Linked DNA regions of Homo sapiens: region 2 is linked to region 1. The links are chromatin loops, found by intact Hi-C in ENCODE. Cell type or tissue: PC-3. All regions are shown on one strand. Each heading gives the region's core, and the rest is flanking DNA. Links, peaks and the distances in the headings are about the cores only. Region 1 has its middle 41 kb from the start of USH2A. Region 2 overlaps USH2A (usherin).

Evidence for each region. Peaks named below come from ENCODE experiments on the same cell type or tissue, not always from the same donor. Only the 100,000 strongest peaks of a DNase experiment are listed, where the experiment ranks them.
Region 2: it touches region 1 in a loop (5-fold over the local background); 2 of 110 quality-filtered maps call a loop at or near these places.

Annotation. Positions count from the first base shown.
Region 1 is chr1:216,462,799-216,465,844 of GRCh38, forward strand. No RefSeq gene overlaps it. Among named protein-coding and RNA genes, the nearest start is that of USH2A, 41 kb to the left of the region's middle. In PC-3, for the core only: no CTCF peak of the experiment used is centred there; a DNase peak (open chromatin) is centred at 1,843; H3K4me3 peaks cover 319 bases; H3K27ac peaks cover 519 bases.
Region 2 is chr1:216,324,585-216,327,375 of GRCh38, forward strand. It overlaps USH2A (usherin), which reads right to left. Exons shown (of 72, transcript NM_206933.4): 6 at 721-1,015. Among named protein-coding and RNA genes, the nearest start is that of USH2A, 97 kb to the right of the region's middle. In PC-3, for the core only: no CTCF peak of the experiment used is centred there; a DNase peak (open chromatin) is centred at 1,647; H3K27ac peaks cover 1,216 bases.

The DNA.
Region 1 (3,046 bases), core at 311-2,810:
AAAGTGAAGACTGTAATCTACTTTTTCACTGCCATATCTCAACTACCCAGCATAATGATGGCATAAGGAATTATATGGGCACTTCAATAAAAATTTGAAAAATAAATAAGCCAAAAAGAAGCAATGCGTATGTTGTTTGGATATTTGAGCCTTAATTTACAAATTCTTATTTATTAAAATGCTAAAAATTCAGTAAATTATGGAATTCAACTTTAGGTTGCTAACAAAAATAAATGTACATAATTAAATAAAAATTTAAATGGAAGGAAATAATATAGCCCAAGTAGAGAGAGAGACAGAGATTGAATTCACTGCCATGAGCAGCCAGACAAGATAGCTGAAACAGGACTTTTATCAGACAGAAAAGCAGAACTCCAAACATTTCTTCAAACAACACAAACTGCACCACATTTCTCCATCATTTGTCTTTAAAAGGAAAGGAAGGGAAAGAAAAGAAATGCAATTAAATAGATGTGGTTAGAGGATACTGACAGGACATCCCCCCACCCCCGCACAGTCCATTTCTCTGTTTACTTCCACCCTCTCCCATTTCAGCAGCACCTAGAGCTAGGTACCTAGTTACACTGGGATCACTGGGCAAAACCATCGTCACCTTGACTGTCACATCAAAGTGCTTAGTCCTACAAGGAAAGATTCGTAAGCATGTGGAAGCATACAGAACCAATTTTATATTGTACTCTGCCCATCTCTAAACCCCAAACTAGAAAAAATAAGATCCTCCTTCAGGGAGGGGAGAGGAGCAGAGTTGAAAGGGCTGAATGAATCCCCAGTAAGTTTGATTACCTGTGAATAGGAAGGCTTTAAGGTCAATAGGAACCCAATCAAGTAAATGAGATCCTATGCTGAAAGGTAACAGCAGCAGAAGTCAAGGGTATTAAATAGGGGCAGGTTTGGGTAGAGAAAACAGGAGACACTGTCCACCCCCAACTCACCCACGTTCACCCCTGCAAATCTCCCAAATCCCAGAAAGCACAAGACGCTATCCCCAACTTTCCTATGCCCCCAAAAGAATTATGTAAATGCTGATGGTTGGCCAATGTCAAAAGAAAGGGCCTTGAGTTCAAGACAAGGAAGCTAGAAGACCAGAGATGATGCAGAACCGTGGCTACCTCAGCAGATGGCATCATGACTAGGCTTCTCCATGATGGCATGAGCCCCAGGCATTAAACACTACTTATGGGAGTAGAATAAAGAGGGAAAATTTTTTAATTAACCAAGTTAAAGTCTAAAATGACTGAGAAAACCCAGAACTGACTAAAACACCTTCTGCCATTGGGAGGAATGGGAGCTCAATATGGTGTTAGATAAAAAGTTTTACAGTATGACCAGACAGCAGTCACATCTTTTGTAACTACATTTGTCAAACTACATGCTGAGGATGACAAGCATAAGTGTAACTAAGCAATCTTTAAAGTGTCATGAATACCTGAGAAGAGATAAATACAAGTTTAATGCATTTTCTCTAAATTGAAGACAGCTAAAATAAAAGAGGTGGCAGAATATATTGTGGACACAGATGTGACCAGTAATTTCCTTGAAAATATAGTTTAAAACCATCATTAATATTTTATATCAAATGAAAATATTCTATTACTATTTAAATTTCGCTGTTCCTAATAATACGGTCACCCAGAGGGAAGATGAGATTGTTGAACCACTGTATTAGGACATGTATTTTAAATTTCTACACACTGAGTCATTCCCTTACTTTACCAAAAAATATTTGCTCAGGAGCTGGGCCAATGATTAAAGAGTACGGGATAGTTAGAGAAAATGTCAAACATACTGACTCATCAGAAGATGTATATATATGGTATGAGTGTAATTGCTATTATCATGATCATTATTATGTTGTTTAAGAGGCAGAATAGTATACTGGTTATGAACATGGACCCTGGAGTCAAATTTCAGCTCATTCATTTACTAGCTATGTGACTGAGCAGCAAGTTGCTTAACCTCTCAGTTTACCCTCTTATGCAATGGGTATATGCACTGCACCAACTACTGAGGGATGTAAGGAGGATTAGATGAGATATAATATAACAAAGCACTTGAAACAGAGTCTGGCACGTAATAGATTCTACTAAGGTGTTTACATACACATATGTTATTATGATCAGCAAGTTTGGTGCTACCCAAACTTAACATGGTATCTAAAATTTTAAAAACCGTATCTATGTATACTAACTTATTTTAATCTTCATAACAGCTCTGGGAAGTAGGTGATATTGATCACCATTGTTAAGAAAGAATACTAAAGTTTGGAGAGATTAAGTGATCTCTCTCGTAAATTAGAGAGTGGAAATTTGAACCCAGGGCGCTTGGATCCAAATCAAGTGCTCTTGCCACAATGTTTGCATTCTCAACTATACTTGACATGGATTATTCTCCTTTTAGGAAGCTATAACTAAACCACTCTATCCAGAGGCAGCTAATATATAAAGAGTCTGGGCTGGGCGCGGTGGCTCATGCCTGTAATCCCAGCACTTTGGGAGGCCGAGGCTGGCGGATCATGAGGTCAGGAGATAGAGACCATCCTGGCTAACACGGGGAAACCCCGTCTCTACTAAAAGTACACAAAAATTAGCCAAGCATGGTGGCGGGCGCCTGTAGTCCCAGCTACTCCGGAGGCTGAGGCAGGAGAATGGCATGAACCCGGGAGGCGGAGCTTGCAGTGAGCCGAGATCGCGCCACTGCACTCTAGCCTGAGCGACAGAGCGAGACTCCATTTCAAAAAAAAAAAAAAAAAGAGTCTGATTCACTGATGACATTGGCTGGGTGCACAGGAAGAAGTGTTGGGTGCCCTGGGTCACCGATGAAAGAAACTAGCCTGTAGGACTGATACATCCAAGTCAGCAGGGCCACCTAAGGAGGCTACACCTAGGGGAGAGTGTACTGTGCACACAGCAACCCCACTTCTGTGGATTGAAAGGCTGAACAAAGAGACACTTTGGTAGTCTTGGCATGAAAAGGTCTCTCCATTCATTGTAAGTGATGTTGGATAAAATTTACAATGACTTTATGT
Region 2 (2,791 bases), core at 205-2,704, 140 kb before region 1:
GACATAAACAAAGAACATTACTTCTATGAAATAAATGTCATATATAGAGACTTCTTAATTTAGAAAAAGCACCTTAGTTTGTATTAATTTTTGCTACTTAATAAAAATAATTATTTTCAACATTTCATAAATATCATTTTGATACAAATCTCAAACATAAGGTCCTACATGTTGTCTTTTAGATATTTTTATTGTATACATTATAATACACTACTTTATTGAGGCAAGGTTCAATTGCCTAGTTCAGTTTTCACCTTGTAGTGGGTTGAATTGTGTTCCCAAATAGATATGTCCAAGTACTACTGTCCAAACCTGTAAATGTGACTTTATTTGTAAATAGGGTCTTTGCAGTATAATTAAGGATGTCAATATGAGATCATCCTGGGTCTAATAGGGTGGGCCTTATATAAGAGAAAGAAAAGGGATAATTGATGCTCACAGAGAAACAAGGAAGGACACCATGTGAAAATGGAGGCAGAGATTGAAGTTGTGGTGCCACAAGCCAAGTAACACCAAGGGCCACCAGGAGCTGCAAATGGCAAGGAGGGATCCTCCTCTGGAATCTTTAAGGGAATGTAGCCCTGCCAACATGTTGATTTCATATTTCTGATCTCCAGAACTGTTAGGGAATATATTTCTGTTGTTTTAAGACATGAAGTTTGTGGGCATTTGTTGCAATAACCACAGGAAATTAATGTACACCTTATCGTTTCTCATTACCTGATACTGTCCATTTTCCAAATCAACTGAAATAGTCACTCCTTGATTAAGCTGTGTAATGTTTGTAAACACATTTGAAACCCATGAAGTACCAACATCATTATCATTGACAAAAGAGAGAGGATGGGCTTCAGGATTCAACCGTGACACTCTATTATCAGCTGTGTCTCCTGCATCATTAGGAATGCAGTACCGCTGTGCCAAAGGGTGGACCCGCGGGTGGCTGCCAGGGCAACGGCAATGTGATTGGGCATGCAATCTGAGAAGATCTCCAGAGAAGACTTCCAGAATCTCTCTGTGGGAGTCAAGAGGGAGACTGTAAGGACAAAGAGCTTAACAGTAATAGAACTTCTAGGAGTCGTTACAAATGAATGTCACTCGTTTAGTGCTTTCATGAGTATCCATTTAGTTTTAATAATTTGATGCATGAAACATAAAATAAAACTTATTTTTGGCCAAATAAACAAATTCATTATCATAAAATGTATATCAAAACCCACACATTTTAATATTAACTTTTTATTTATATCAAGAAGCATGCATAAGCCCTTGTCTGATTATTAAGATACTTATTTAAATACCACAATATTTTACCGTGTCTATTTGTGATAATATAGAAATGATCACATTTACTTAGGATGCTAAACTAACTACTGAGAGTGAACAATAATATATGGAGAACAATGAGAGTTATAGATAATGTTTTCAGTTCATCCATGGGAAAGAAGTACGAAAGCAAGTATCATTTTATCTGCTTCTGTTTTAAGTGAAGGACTGAGGCCAAGGCCATTTGTCAATGGTTTCCTGTGACTCATCAGTACAGATCCTGACATCCTGTAATGCTTCATTGGCTTCAGATCATATGGCGGCTGCCAACAGTCAAAGAATGCCAATTCCAGGTAGATATATTTAATTTTTCCATTAGGGGCAATATACTTGTTCTAGACCAGAATTAGTCATTCTATTTATAGGCATTCTTCCACATAGCACCTTCCCAGACATTTCAGGTAGGCCAAAATTAGTAATCAAGGTCTTACCAGAGAAACCAGGCTTTTCCTCTCAGACCCCAGTGGAGCAGTGAAGGAGTCAGGCAGCTTTTCCATTCATTAAATCACATGAAGTCATACCTTCTTTAAATCTCATCAATTCTTTTCAACTGATACCAAGTTTTGAATGGGACCAAAAGCTACCAGTATAGAATCCAGTATAAAATCTTTCACTCCCAAGGAAAAACTTTATTCCCAAAGAATTACTACAACATTGCCCTTCAGCATTTTAGACAAAGGTGATCTAAAATATAGTAAGGCTTTTGGCAGTAAATACACCTAACACTGTGTTCCAGGGCCATGGCACCCTTTACTGAGGCATACCTTGATTATATAGCCTGGTAAGAAAGAATGTTTATATTGTTAATGATCTGCCATGGACTAAGAACCACATCAAAAGCAATGCTTCTAAATTTACAAGGGCTAGTCTTCTCATTTGGAAACCCACCACACTAATTTATATCTGCCTTGAAGAAATATGAATGAACATTCTTCTTTTTGATTTTTAATAGAAGTAAATAAGATCAACTCATCCATACAACAATATACTATTATACCATGATATCATAAGCTGAAGAAGAAAGTTCAAAGGCATCCTAAGCAGAATTTCACTTAAATTTTTTAAAATTCTGTGTGCTTTTAAGAAGCCCTAAGAAAGATTTCCCATCTACTCTCAAGATAAGGAAATAATGTCATTAAAGCTAGCCTGAGTCTATATAATTATTTGTTCACTGAAAATAGAAAAATATATCACAATACTTCAAATGCTCATTCTTCTTGTCTCCAAGTCTAATAGATCAGTCTCTTGAGAATTTCCCATGTATCAAAATAATTAATCACGTTTATTGTTCTACATTCTCTAGTAGGTATAAAGTCAACAAACCAATTTAAAAAAGGCAGATGTAGAAGTTTCTCAAGTATTGTTAATAGAAACTACCTCATATAGAAAATTTAAGCATTGTATCCCAAGTTTTATAAAATGTTCAAATATCAAGTTTTCTTACAGAATATCCTTAGGAAAAATG